Linked DNA regions of Homo sapiens: region 2 is linked to region 1. A link is a loop called in an ENCODE intact Hi-C map of the cell type or tissue named here. Cell type or tissue: mammary epithelial cell. All regions are shown on one strand.

The links. Hi-C counts contacts between places; a loop is a spot of excess contacts. Peaks named below come from ENCODE experiments on the same cell type or tissue, not always from the same donor. Only the 100,000 strongest peaks of a DNase experiment are listed, where the experiment ranks them.
Region 2: a loop joins it to region 1, with 9 times the contacts of the local background. A loop is called at or near these places in 1 of 110 quality-filtered maps.

The regions. Positions count from the first base shown.
Region 1 is chr2:141,919,598-141,927,597 of GRCh38, reverse strand. All of the region lies in intron 1 of LRP1B (LDL receptor related protein 1B), which reads left to right. Among named protein-coding and RNA genes, the nearest start is that of LRP1B, 210 kb to the left of the region's middle. In mammary epithelial cell, no CTCF peak of the experiment used is centred here; a DNase peak (open chromatin) is centred at 3,707; H3K27ac peaks cover 1,024 bases.
Region 2 is chr2:141,993,267-142,001,266 of GRCh38, reverse strand. All of the region lies in intron 1 of LRP1B (LDL receptor related protein 1B), which reads left to right. Among named protein-coding and RNA genes, the nearest start is that of LRP1B, 130 kb to the left of the region's middle. In mammary epithelial cell, no CTCF peak of the experiment used is centred here; no DNase peak of the experiment used is centred here.

The DNA.
Region 1 (8,000 bases):
CTTGGAAAAGTAGATTAAAAAGGAATCAAAAGAAGCATGGCACTGATTAGGATATGCCTACAGGTACTTACCACTCATGAGTAGCAAAATCAATGAATGTCTACCATATAATAAGAAAAATATTATCTGATGAGCAAAATATGGACATGTTTTGCTCTAAAAAGTCAAATTCTTTTTTAAAAGATGAAGAAAAGTAAATTAAAATTTTATAAAAATATCGTTTACTTTTTAAAAATTCAAAACTTTAGACAAATTTAGACAAACAGGTAGAGGACAGTTCTGAAGTTTACTTCTTAATGGTGTTCTCAAAATTCACAACATTTACCCATAGTTCTTATGGTATATGACTGTTTATAATAATTCAGCAGTCAAATTGATGTATGATGGTAATCTATTAGGGGAATGGGTCATCATTTTCTTTCTAAAAGTATTGTAATCTAACATCTTTTAAGAAGCAATCAACAGATATTCATTGATTATGTAGTATATGCCACATAGTATTTAAGGTGCCATATGGAACCCTTACCTTTAAGAGGTTTATAAACTAATCAAAGAGGCAAAAGGTATGATTCTGATTCAGTAAATAACAATCACACTAACAATCAAAGCAGTCTACTTTCTAAAGAGAGTCTTTTTAAAAATTTGACCATTATTCTGAACCTAATTTTGTATCATATGTACATACATTCTTTATCATTACAGTAAAGGTTTATGAAGAAAAAAATAGTTCACCTTGTTAGGATAATCACTAAGTGATCTTAGGACACTCTTTGTATTGACAACGTTGTGGTTAATATAGCTCAATCCCCAGGATCGATTTAGCAAAAGGAGATGAAATTAAGGAATATTATCTATTTGAAGGAAATACATATTAATTCCAATTCAGGCCTCACCACTACCTACCTATTTTCAAATTGTCTGTAGAATAAACAGCAATATGTGAACTTTGCTTCAAAGTAGATGCCAATATGGGCTATCAAGTTAATCCTTAAGACACTTGCTGAAAGATTATATGAAGTATGTAGAAAGGTGGGTGTGTGAGCTATCTAATAGGTTGGAAGTGGTGACAGTTAAGATATATAGCTGGTTTGGAATTTGGGTTATTATTTTGTTTGTTTTATTTAGAGTTTTCAGATCTGGAATATTGTAAGTAGCTTCAGTTGGCTACTTAGTTTCTAAGCGCTGTGCTCATGGATACAATAGAGGGGAAAAAAGTCAGACCTTCTTTCTCAAGGAAACAGAACATAATCACTAACACATTTACTCCGTAAGTCACAAGACCTAAAGCTGTGGAGACATTTGTAAGATAACTAGGAACTTCTGTATTTACTTCTGTCACTTGGAAGCTATAGATATCTAGCTTTCTCGCAACAAGGATCAGTAGTATTTCTTTGATAATGTTCAGAATGATTTACATTTATTAACACTCTTCATGTATTTATTTTCTGTATGCATGTTGAAATAACATTTAATGTGACTGAGAAGAGAAATTATTTACATGTTGATTATTTTGTATATCAAGATGACATCAGTCACTAAAAAGGAATGAGCAAAATACTGTACATGATGGTGATAATTTCTACTTACCTAATGACTACAATGTATAAAACCTATTAGCTTGTTTCCCTGTGTTTTTTTCATAAATCTTCACAACTGTCCCATCAGATGGAAGCTATTATCCCCCAGTTGAGATTCGAAGATGTTAAGTACTTTGCTAAGGCCATCCTACAAAGAAATACAGGGCTGGAATTTAAACCAAGAAGTCCAAAGTCTGTAGTCTTTCTGCTAGGCTTTGCAGAGCTTACAAATGACCTAATAGATTGCCTTGCCCAGCAGAGCCAGAAATTGCTTCCAGAGGCATGTCTATATTAGCAGCATGAGTTGATCCCTATGTGATAATTGTACCATTAATGTAATAGAAATATTGAGCAGCTCAGAACTTCCTGACCCCAGGCTAAAGTGTAAAAAGGGAGAAAGATAATAGTCTCCTGCTGGTTTCAACCAGGGTCATTTCCAGGACATTGTCTGGCCTAGACAGTAAGAATCAGATGCAAATTGTAACAATCTTCTTTGATCTGTGTGTTCAGCACAAATAGATTTATGAATTCCTCTCCTTTAGCTTAGTTAGTGTTTTGTTGGAGTCAGATAGATACTTTGTTAACCCCATCGTCAGTCTAGAGCAATGTTGTCATAGAGGCATGACCTTCCTGTGATGTATCAAACTCTTCATTTGTAATATTATAGTCTTATAATAGAGAACACAATATTCTGTTCCAAGACTCAAACCTAACTCTTCTCCAGGAAAACATATGCAACTGACTCTTTATTAGATTGTTTTGGAAACTTTTTATTTTACTGGTCAATCAAGTTTAGTGACCTATTTGATATTCAGGTATGTGCACAATGTAGACATTTTTCAAATTACCGTATGAATTTAGATAATATCTCCTATTGAGAAAGAAAAGACTATCACATGGAATAACCTTGATTTGTTAATCTGGCTAGCACATTTGCCATTGTTATATCTATTCCCTGTTGAAAAAGCCTTCTTGTCAGACTTGTCATATGCTGTTTGTATAACTGGTAATTACAGAATCAAGATGAATTATCCCCTATTTTTAAAGGCTATAAAATAAATACCAACCAATTAATATAACTACACCTTCCATTCTCTGAGGAAAAAAAAGAGAAAAATCAATCTCATTTCAAAGTCATTTATTGATTTGCCTCCCCCACTTCCACCCACTGCCATAGGACTACATATTAAAACCTGTGATTCTTCCCCCTACTGTTTAAAAGAAGCTGCCTTAACACAAGTGTCATGGAATTCCCACATGACGAAATGGGAGAGTTCCCTGATCCCCCTCCTCCCAGGACATGTGACAGGGGTGTGGCTCACCTGTTTGCTTGCTGCCACTGCTCAAACCCCTGATGAAGGGGGAAACATGCAGATGGACAGGTGCAGGAGCCAGGGCGCGTGTTTTGAGCTCCAGCCTCATGGTAGTATCTAGGGGTGGGTGCCTGTGTCCTCAGTCTTTTGACCTTGCTGTCTGCAGATGGCTTAAGTGTTAACCAGCTCGATGGACCCTCTGCCTTTTCACATGGGCAGAGGGCCAGTGTGAGAGCTTTCTGTATCCTTAGCTCTTGCCCAGTGTTCCAGAAGAATGGGGATACACATGGGCTTGAAGGATCAATGTGAGGTTTTATGGAATGGTGGAGGTGGCTCTCAGCAGGATGGACAGGGAGCTGGAAAAGGGATGGAGTGGGAAGATGATCTTCCCCTGAAGTTTTGGCTATCAAGCAGCCAAACTCCTCCTTGACCACTCCCAGCTGTACTCCTCCTGGTGTTCAGACATACCTTCTCTTCTCTCTTTCCCTGCTACACCGTTCTGCCATTCACCTGCTTGTCTCCTCATCTCCTTGTCTTCTCCTGGAGCCTGGGGTTCGAGGTTATATGGGTACGGGATAGTGGGGCATTGCAGGCCAAAACACAACTTTTTGGGCATGAAAACAGAAATGCCTGTTCCCACTTAGGGCTGCAGGCCTCCAGACTTGAGATTGGAGCCTTTGCACGGGAACTGCCCTCTTCTACCCAGTATTTCCCTGTCTCCTGTCCATATCAATAGCATGCTTTTCCTATGACTAGGTAATCACAAGCTTTTTAGCAATCTAGAAAATATTTGGGTGCAATGCCCTGATTCATTCCCTTAGTTTAATACCTTGCAGATGAAACACTCCTTCTTTTCCTAAGTTGGTTATGCTGCCAATGCTAAAAACCAGGGAAAGGGAAAGAAATGACTGTTTAAGTATCAAAATACCTAAGCTATATTTTTCACTTAGCTTGAGCAACAGCAAACCATGAGTTAATTCTGGAGTTCTGGATTTTTTTTTTAATTATGATATCATCAAGGGAGATCTTAACTCATGAATTAAGGTCATTACAGACATTCTGTAATTACTCTTAAAGAATGTATGCTCTCAAGTTACTGTAAATTCAGGGTAACATTACCATATAGGGCAACTGGAAATTTGCTTTGGTAAGAAAAAACTGAAATACAGACATATACTTACTTTCTCTCTCTCTCTCTCTCCCCCTCCCTCCCTCTCTCTACACACACACACACACACACACACACACACACACACACACATATATATATAATCTCTTTGTCACTATATATATATATATATATAGTGACAGAGATAATTTCATTAAAAATTTATATTAGCAACCTGGCATTAAAAGCTTTATCTATTTTGATATAGGGACCAGTCCCCTTTCTCACCATTAAAAAATTATTTTTATAACATATTAGGCCATCTGTAGAGGTGGCAAGTCATCATCCCTTGTGGATAAATTTTTCCGTAACTGTTATAATATTCACCTGCTATTTTCATTGTTTTGTGGTACATGCCTAATTTTTTAACCACTAAACTTTGTGGAATCTCCTTCAGTTCTCACAGGCAGATGAATTTATTTATTTTTAATCTTTATTTTTGAGACAGTGTCTCACTCTGTCACCCAGGCTGGAGTGCAGTGGTACAATCACAATTGACTGCAGCCTCAACTTCCTGAGCTCAAGTGATCCTCTGATCTCAGCCTTTCAAGTAGAAGGAACTATAGGCATGCACCACTACGCCCAGATAATTTTTTATTTTTTGTAGAAACAAGGTCTCACTATGTTACCCAGGCTGGTCTTGAACTCCTGAGTTCAAGTGATTCTCCTACCTCAGCCTCCCAAAGGGCTGAAATTACAGGCAGGAGCCACCACGCCTGGCTACTTTTTATCATTCCCATTTATAGCTGAGAGAACTGAAGCACTTAAGATAGCTGAGCTTCTCAGTGAAATATGTGTGACTCTAGACTCAATTTCTTGACACTAGTGAATGACCCTTACTGCCTCTATAGCTGTTGATTTAAACACCTGGAACTCCTCAATTCCATAAATTGGCAATTTATTCCATTCAGTTCAATGTTTAAATACCTTCTTTATACAAAAATGTGTAAGCATCCAGTGCCTGGTGCTGAAAAGTGAAGATCAGGTGGAGGAGAAGAACAATGAGTAGCAGAAAATACTCACAATGAGCTGTATGTAATCTAAAGTGTTATTAGAATGGTAATATAGATTGTGATAAAACGCAGATTAAGTTAGGAGGTGACGTTTTAACTGAACTGTAAACAGTAGCATACATTTTTGCCAGGAGGCTAAAGCAAAGAAGACAAAATGTGCAAAGATATAAGTCCTTAGAGTAAATAGTGCACATAGGGGATGAGATGAAGCTTGTCATAGTTGTTGGTTTAGAGCAGGTAAGCAGGGCTTACATGGCGAGTTCTGTGTTCTTTGTCCAATGTGCTTACTTCAATACGTATTTTATGCCAGGTTATATAATAAATCTGTGAAAAACACTTTTTCATGCATGCCTAATATGTTTTTACAAACAAGATTTTTCTTGTATAATGTTTAGGTCTAAGAGACCTTAACTCTACATTGTGGGCTTTAGACTATTGGGATGGATCCTGAATTCTTTAGATTCTTTTCCATACCTTTTTCTTAATATTTAAGGATTAATAATTAAGTATTCTTATGACATTATTTTGGATGCTAGCTGACTTAGATTTTCTTTGGAAAGGTTTATGGCCTTTAAGACCACATTATCATTCTGAAATGAATGAATATAATGTAAAAGAAAAATGTGTATATTTCACTACTCTGAAACCCTTAAGTGTGAAATTTCCTTATTTTCCTGTAATTACTAGGTTTGGAAAATTAAAGTAGAGTTATTCTTTATGATGCCAAGATTTTTGAATGGAATATTTGCTTTCTATTGAATTATATAATGTTTTAAAGAATAGGAAATATTTATTTGGTCAAGTAAAACAAATTATTTTATTTATAATTGATGAGAAGCATTAGGGTAAAAGATGTTTAAAAATTTAAAGCATACTTCTAAGACATAGTGGTGATTCTCTATACTAGCATGAACTTATATTTATAAAAATAATTCATTGCTAGAATATGTGAAATGGAAGTGAGGAATCAAAGTACATTAATACAGGGGATCAAAGTAGAACATTCCATAGAGATTGTCTTTTTCATTATGTGAATATATACACACACAAACACATACATAGAACCCATATATACACCCACATTTTACAGACATGTATGAACCTTTTATTTAAACATAATTTTAGAAAATCAGAATCTCCAGATTCTGAAAGATCTATTTTCATGGACAATATTCTGCACAAATAATTTAAGTTTTACCAGAAAGCTGATTATTGAAATAAAATAATTTTTAAGGATAGATTCTCACTAAATTTTTTGTGGATTCAAGACAAGTGTGAATTACTCAAAATATTCATGTACATAAAGCATGCCGTTAAAATGCAGTTTCTTTTACTGAAACATGTTAAGAAATACCATCTTACAAGGATGAGAAATTGTAAAGTCATATTAAATTTGAAACTGATTATGTAGCCTTAAGGAAAGTAATTTGTTATCAAAAGAACATAGCTTCCTAAAATAATGCTTTTTACAGTTACATACTACATGTTGAAGTTTGAAGATGTGATTGGGCTGCTAGGGGTAGGATGAAGGAATGTTCATGGAGTATTTCAACATGAGTGAGTTCTCACACATTTTCTCAATTCTTACATTCTGATAATGTCAACATTAAGAGCAAAATTTTCTTAGAAAAGGACAGGACTAATACCAAGTGTTTAGAGGACAAGTGCAAACTTATATTACTGGAATAAATCCATACATTAGAAAATATGAATCCATATTATTCCAGTTGCAGGATTAACATAATATTAATGACAAAGTTCCCTGTTCATTTCCTGGCATTCATACATTAATGCAACCAATATCTATGGAGTATCTGTGAGGTATGTATACATAGCTTTCAAAAGCTTTAAAAAGTACAGGGACAAACATAAAGAGCCTATATTCTAAAATGTTATGGAAATTAGTTTTCATGTAAAACTTCAACTTTGTTCATTCATCTCAGTCTTCTCAGTTGATACCATCAATAGCCAATTACCAGTGATAATAACCTGAACTCATCCTTTCCTCCTGTCAGCACATTGAGTTCACCTCCAAGTTTTCTCCAATTTTTATCCTCAATATTTCTCATTTTCTTTCTCTTCTTTCTGTTCTAATTGCCACTGCAAAGTTTGGGACTTGTGTTCTGAAACTAAATTCCAAGATTGTTTCCTTTCCATCGTGTTATATGTGATTAATTGTCCAAATGACTGACATTAATGACTGTTATTAAAGTTTGAAATAAATGATTATCCCTACCACCCCCCCCCAAAAAAAAAGAAGAAAAAAATTGAAACAGAGATCACCATCCTGGCAATGTGTGACTCAAATGCTGCAAATGCAGAGGTTTTTGATAGATAATTTTAATAGACTGAGTTCGGAAGAGCAATTGAAAGCATGAGCAATTTGTAATATGGACTGTGCATTGGTACTGAGGAAACACATAAGGTACTGGCAAGAACAAAGGTCGATATTAGCTATAATTTGAACCTTTGAAAAGGTTACATGTTCCAGAAAGAAAGATTGCTTAAGGCTCTTGAAATGCTTGTTTCTGACAGATGCTATGATACCAGTTAGAGATTAGTGAGATTAGAAGAGAGGGAGATAAAGAGAAAAATTCTGCATTTTTCTTTGACATTTCTCTATTGAACTTTTTTGTGAACTAGTTATATTTCTAAGATCTATTTCATAATCAAAGTTCACATAGAATAAACAAGTGTCATATCCTTACAGTAAAATGAGATAGAAATGAAATCACTTCATAAGGTGTCAAAAGGTATTCAAATGTTACGTATTGTTCTAACTCAAAGATGTGTCACCTCTTTTGAATCTATACATGGCTAAAATAAATGCGTAGCCATAATATACTGCATTATTAATGCTGTCATGCCTAATTAAAAAATATTGCTGTGAGAACACTGTTTCATAATTTTCATTCATTTGTAGACTTAA
Region 2 (8,000 bases), 74 kb before region 1:
GTAGGTAGAATAAAAACCATGGCTTTTGGAACTGTATTAGTCCATTCTCATGCTGCTGATAAAGACATACCCCAGACTGGGTAATTTATAAAGAAAAAGAGGTTTAATGGACTTGCAGTTCCACGGGGTTGGGGAGGCCTCACAATCATGGTGGAAGGCGAAAAGCACATATTACAGGTAGGCAGGCAAGAGAGAACAAGAGCCAAGCAAAAGGGGAAACCCTTTATAAAACCATCAGATTTCATGAAACTTACTAACTACCATGAGAACAGTATGGGGGAAACCACCCCTGTGATTCACTTATTTTTCACTGGGTCCCTCCCACAACATATGGGAATTATGGGAGCTACAATTCAACATGAGATTTGGGTGGGGACACAGCCAAACCATATCAGGAGCTAAACAAAATTTAGCTTCAGTTCTCATTTTCTCTCTCAATATTTGGGTGATCTGGGCTCTTGACACTTTTTCTGCCTTAGTTTTCTCTATGTAGAACAGGCATAATAGTAGAATTATGACAAAATGGTCTTCCAACAATTAAATGAATACATATAGAGTGTAGAGATTAAAACTGTTTCTGGCAAAAAGTAAGCATTATGACTGTGTTTAGATACTATTGTTAACACTATCAAAGAGCTGGTTTGGGACACAGACCCTAATTTTAATTCTCTTCTCCCTGTATTAGCTTTGGCATATTACTCTAACACACTGAGTCTGATCTGTAGTCATCTTATTCTTAGTATGCTGATTTCATCATCCTCATGATATTTGTATAGTTCTTTGAAATTTGCAAAATGTACTCTTCTAAATGTTAACAGTAATCACCACTTCACTATTGTTGTAAGAAATGATTGTAATTATGTATAAATTATTTAGGACCACTTTGGCCCAGTGTGGCTCAATTACATGAGACCAGATAATAGGATTTCCCCAGGCCACTTTAGTAGGTGCCTCATATCATGGCCCAGAGTGTAACTGAAATTATGAAAGCAAGGAAGTCCATTCAATGGTGAGCCAACAGAGCTAGCAGTGCCTTGGCATCAACGCTGCCATGAGTTTGTGCCTTCATTACACAAATGTCCTCTTCTTGGAGCCACGTTATTATACAATATGTGTCCTTAAGGCCTTCAATTAACATATAACCTTAAGTTCATAGTTTTAAGTTCTTAAATATGTTTGTATGTTTATTGTTATCATCTTATACTTTGATTTTTATAAGTATATATCACATATATTATATAGTATATATAATAAATGTGTATATATATTTCTATATGTATATAGTATAAATATATGCATATAAAATTTGCAAACTTTTATAACCTTATTCTAGAATTTCACACTGGCATAAAATGGACACAAGGTCGACGGTTTTAATTACCAAATTAGGGAGTTTGTATCATTGACCTTAAGCACTAGGTAATTTTAAGTGAAATTAGAAAATAAACAAATATTACAGTTGATACAAATAGTACATGTGTGCAAAGCATAGAATTGGTTTTCATATGATTTCTAATGATAATCAACTAAGAATTCTACATTAAATCAGGAGTTTCTTGCTTTAATTTAATGAGAAAAAAAGTATTCATATTCTACATAAACTTTCTCATCATATAGTTAAAAAGAAAAAAGTAATGAAATTAAATAGAAAGGTATGGCTTAACCTATTAACAAACTCTACTTTTAATTGTATGTGGCTTTATCCTTAAAGCCACTTTTAAATCTTTATTTCTTTAACAAAATTCAATAAAATTAAACAAGCCATTGCGGTCTTTTGTAATATATTTTTCAAATCTTCAAACTTTTATGTACTTATTTAATTTACATTGCTCCTAATATGGGAGAAATAATGGGTTATTTAATAATTACATATTATTATAAGGTATTTATAGAAATAATTTCTGTAAACTGTCAACCAAAATTAAAATTCTAAGCCTTCCAAGCAACTGATGGACCCCCACTCTCAGCCAAGAGCATTCCAAAATGAACCCAAAAATCTAGTTCAGGCCATGATGGGGAGGGGAGGGTCGGACATGCCTCCTTATACTCTCCTCCCATTGGAATTCAGCCACAGCTGACCAGAATTTAGATTAAAACGGAGATCTAAAGACTGATGAAGCAGATTTTTTGTTGCAATAAGACATCGAATTCCATCCTGACTCTAGGCTAACATCACATGACAGATAGGAGGCCCTGAAAGAAATCACAGTATTTTCTCCCAAAATATATTTCTTTGACATGTTTTGAAATGGCCGACAAAGCTGTCTCTTCTGGGGAATATTTACATTCTGTAGAAAATTTATGTTCCTTTCCAGGCCATTCTCTGATCCAGGAAGGAATTAACTAACAGTTTGTCAACTTTTTAGGTCTGATAAGAGCTCTGAAGCCTGCTACCTGGAGGCTTCATCTGTATGATAAAACGTTGGTCTCCATAACCCCCTATCTTAACCCAGACATTTCTTTCTATTGATTCCAGGTCTTCAGTCTTTGAATCTGCCTATGACCTGGAAGGTCCTCTCCTACGACCTTCAGGTTGTCCCACCTTTCAGACCGAATCTATGTATATTTTATGTGTATTGATTGTCTTATATTCCCCTAAAATGTGTAAAACCAACCTATAGCCTGACCACTATGGACACATGTTGTCAGGACCTCCTGAGGCTATGTCATAGACACGTCCATTACCTTGGCAAAATAAACCTCTAAATTGATTGAGACTTGTCTAAGATACTTTTTGGTTTAAAAATATATATTCTTTTTAAAAATAACCTTTTTGCCTCTTTTAAGATTCTTAATCAACCGGAGAACTTAAATTGATAATGATTTTAGAAATATATAATAGATTAAAATAACATTAGAAGTACGGTATCACTAGAGCACATGCCTCTAACCCAAATTTTGTCTGGTAATAGCATATGGTCCTCACAGACATTTTTTGTTTGTTTGTTTGTTTTTTCTCTTTTTTTCAAAGTAGAGAGAGAGAGAATCTGGGTGTGTTAGAGGAGTATTAAAAATGAATACCAAGTTAAACATACAATTATAGAAATCTACTAAGATTTTATAATTCAGATAGTTTTAAATTTAGTCTCTTTTAACCGGACCTCTGAGCTCTAGGTGAAGCCCACACTAAATCCTGGGTTTCCAAACAGAGATAGATGTCATGAGACTAAGCCATGTAGTGCTTTTACAGTGCACCTTGCTGCAGAGATTTCTCTATATGTTTAAACTGCACCCTTTTTTTACTTTAATACGTAACAGTAGCCCCTGTAGTAATAACTATTTTATTCAAAAGAAATCAGGTAATGCGATACAAAAGCAAGCAGTTGAAGATCTGAGAGGAACTTGTCTGTTTACACTCTTGAGTTTCCATAAGGAAAAACAGAGTTTCCTCCAAAAAAGGGTCTGTAACTGTCTCTGTTTTCTTTAAGAAATCCCTGGCAATTAGAAATTATTTTAGGTCCCTTATGCAGCACAGGGTGGCAAGAGAAAGGAGAGACAGGCAGAAGTACGTGGAGAAAACAGAACTCAGTCAACTGAGAAGAATAAAGTACTCTTTTCTTAACAAGATCCTAAGAGAGAAAAAAAAAGCATAAAGGCTATATATATATATATATATATGGGCTGGGTGCAGTGGCTCAAGCCTATAATCCCAGCACTTTGGGAGGTTGAGATGGGAGAATTGCTTGAGCCCAGGAGTTCGAGGCTGCAGTGAACCAAGATTGAGCCACCACACTCCAGTCTGGGCAACAGAGCAATACCCTGTGTCAAGAAAATAAAAATAAAAATGTGTTCTACAGTGTGTGTGTGTGTGTGTGTGTGTGTATATACACACACACACACACACACACACATATATACATTTATATATATATATGTACACACACACACATCTTGGATATTACATTTTAATTAAGCTGATTTTAACCATTGAGCTCTTTAACAAAATCCTGTTAAATCTCTTACTACCATATTTTAGCAGGAACAAACTGCTGATATTTGAAACGTAACACAAATATCAAACCAGAAAGGTCTTGATTTAGAAATTAAACCCAGGCTGTTGTGGTGAAAAAAGTGCAAAATCTTAGCTACTGAACTAGTGTCAGGTGTCTGCCATTGCCCTTTCAGTTTGGCCTCGCGGGCATTTGAAGTTTCATTTGATTTCAACAAGCACTCATACTCAGTTTTCTAAGCCCACTTGGTTCTTGACCCTGGTCTGTGCACTCTCAGGCAGTGACAGATCTGCAGAGTGATGCTCTGGGCATCACTGTCTCCCACTTCTACAGGTGATAAACTCTAAGAAACCTATACAATTTGATACATTGAATACAAGCTGGCCACTGCCCTCAAGAAAAACAATTATTTATGAGTCAAGATAGCAAAGAGCTGAAGGGTTGGATTCACTTGTGATTTACTTTTCTCTCTCTGACATTTTACTAAATAGTAATTTATTTTTCAAATGCGTATATAAAAACCCCAAAGGAATTCACTATTTGAGCGAATCCTTGGAGGGACTATTTTTTCTTACTTTGTGTCACTAGTTTGTAGGGGGGGGGAAAGAAAAAATTTAAATACAGGAAATATTTTAAAATTTTAAATAAAGGTAAATTCCACATGGTCGAGCTGAGAATTGAGAACTGCTATGTCATAGTTCTTCCTTGTTTCTTTTTAGCCAGACAATCCAGCATCATATCCTGTGCAGATGGGAATAATGTAACTGAAAATAAAGGCTCTCAATGGCTACAGTTTATTGAGCATTTCTTATGTCCCTATTGGTTTTCCCACGTTATCTCATTTAACCTCAGTACTACCTTGCAAAGTAAAAACTATTAACATCTTTGACTGATGTGGTAACTGAGATCTGTAGAGGTTCAATGATATTAGGGGAGGTCAGGATGACATGATGAAATTATCACACAAACTAAGCAACAAGTAAGAGTCAGTGTTGATTCATTCACACCTATGTCATTCGGCTACTTTTAGGTCTTAGAGATTTGAGATAGGTAATAAAGCTATTTTAAAGTAACAATCACTTATAACGTTTTTTTTTTTTTTTTTTGAGTCTCGCTCTGTTGCCAGGCTGGAGTGCAGTGTCATTATCTCAGCTCACTGCAACATCTGCCTCCCGGGTTCGGGACTGCAGGCGCCCGCCACCATGCCAAGCTAATTTTTGTATTTTGAGTAGAGACAGACTTTCATCATGTTGGCCAGGATGGTCTTGATCTCTTGACCTCATGATCTGCCCGCCTTGGCCTTCAAAAGTGCTGGGATTACAGGCGTGAGCCACCGCTTCCTGCCTACTTATAACTTCTTAATGGGTATAAGATCATTAGTATCCTTTTTCTTCCCTCTTTTCCACAAAACTGAAGCTTTTTTAAAACCCACATTGTATGCATTTTTGTGAATTTCCCCAACAGAAAATTTCAATGTTTTCTTTTAATTTCACTTAATTATCTTCCACAGAATAAAAGTCTTAAACAATTCTAACATTTTATATTTACGTTTCTTGAAAGTTTTCACCAATAAAAGCTAAAATCCCATAGGATATTATTTCCTCTCTCACAAGATGAAGCTTTCTAATGGATAGGGATTTTATGACAAGTACATGAAACTATGGGAGCATTTATTTGTATTATTGTTTTTCCTGACTAGTGTAGGCAGAGTAATGGCCTCCTGAAAATGCCCATGTTCTCATCACTAGAGCCTGTGAGTATGTGAATTAAAAGGTAAAAGGGAATTAAGATAGCAGATGGAATTAGTGTGCCAATCAGCTGACCTTAAAATAGGGAGATGATTATCCAGGTGGGCCCAATGTAATCACAGGGGCCGCTAAAAGAGGGAGGCGGAAGAGTCAGAGTCAGAAGCAGATGAGCTAAGGCAGGGGTAAGAGTGATATTCAGTGAGAAGGACTCAGGTAGCCATTCTTTGTGTCAAAGATGGAGGAAGGGGCCATAAGAAAACAGAAGTTGGCAGCTAGTAGAATTTGGAAAAGGCAAGGAAACATTTTCCCGTAGGAGGAACTAGCACTGCAGACACCTTGATTTTTGGCCAACCGAGACTTGTGTCAGACTTCTGATCTACCTGTACTGTAAGTAAATAAATTCGTGTTGCTTGAATGCACTAAGTTTATGGCAATTTTTAAATAGCAGCAATAGAAAACTAATATGCTATTATTATTATATAAATTATTATTTTCATTATGTTCCTCCCACTTTTAAAATTCTAAGGATTTTCAAACATAAGGATTCCTAGTTTTGTCCTCACTTTGTTACAAATGGGATATGTGACTCTGACACAAGGGGTTGCCTCAGTGCTATATATGTGCTAATACCCCTTCAGCTTTCATACCGCTCACAGGTAGGAGCGTGAAAAAGGCAGCTGTAGGATATTAGGAAAGCATAATCTCAATCTTTATGTCTGGGAGCTACTTCTTTCAGTACTAGGCATAAGATGGTAAAGATAAGAAGGTCTAAAATGTAAGGTGGACAGAACTATAGAAGAGATAGATAAAAGTAATATTATTTTATATATGGGCAATTAATTGTACTAGCTTATAATGTCCTGCTGTAGGGCAACAGAGACAAGTGCCAAGGTTTCTTTCATGATATCCTTACATTTACCTCCCATTTAAAATGTTTTCTTCCCGGTTTTCTTTAGTCTCTTGCACTCACCATTCCTTTCCAATAGAGAGATAGAGATAGATATACATACATGTAAATACACAACATGCACACATGTATACTCACACAGTATAAATACACATATATACGTATATATTTAATATAAGATCTAGAAATAATGCATGAAAATATTTTGTGTGATTCACTGATTCTCTAAGCTCATTTTCATAGTCTACAAAGCACGATCGACTTTCGTGAATTTCCAAAAGAAACCATCATTGTGTTCATAAAGAGAAAGGATTTATTTCCCTCTATTATGAAATAATTTTTATTATGAGATGAATCATTCAGAATGCACCTAAGGCCATTAACAAAATCAGCCTGTTGTTGCCAGCTGGCCACTATTACATTAACAGCTCAACTACCTGGAGGGTACTTAGCAAACAACTACAACTCTCTGGAAAATAGAAGAAAACGGAGAACAGACAAAAGTGATCTCTGAACAGGCACATTCAAGCATGTTGCTCATGAAGAGAACTCTCAAAGACTGCCACTCAGGGTTCCATTTAGATTTCCTTCTTGTAAAATAAAGAAATTTTGGGTGTTTTGGATCTTGACTTATAACAAATCAGTTGTCAAAGTCAAGAGCAGTAAGGATACTATTAAATGGGAAAACATGACAATTAGATGAAGTAATTGTTGATAAGGTAGAAGATGAGGACAAAGAAAAAAAACATAAACCTTAAAAGTATAGCAGTGTGGATACAAGAGCATTTGGTCAAGCTTCGTTCTGTATCTCAAAATTATGAAAGGCAATGTGAACATTGCCATTTTAAAGTTAACCTTGAGTCATCAAAAAAAGTTAAATTATATTCAGTTGCCTTTGTTACAGAAGGCAAGGAAATATAAACTGATTTTAGGAAGACCTTCACCTATAGGACTGACATTTAGTGTGTAACTTTATAATGGTCCAGTCACTGCCAAAGACACTTTGTAGACTTTATCTCAATGAATCAATGGTTAGAAAAGGAAATAAAGAAAATAGGATAATAAAATAAATCCATTCTGAATCCTGTCTATTGGCTATCAGCTCCATGTGATATCAGCTTCAGACTGATCTGAACCTGGAAAAGGCATTTCCCAGATTTCTTTTCCGAGTTTCCTGATAGGCATTACCAATGGGAGCCGATGCTAGAAGATTGGAAGGTGGAGGGGAAAAATTTCCTGCTCCTAGTGGAGCCCCCAGCAGCAGCAGATGATTACAAGCAATGGGAGATGGTGATAGGCCTCAGTGAGGTGGTTTGAATATCCTCATAGTGAATGAAGACTCCTGGATTGTATCCAGAGGTCACCATTGTTTCCAGGAGTCTTGAGGCAAGGGGG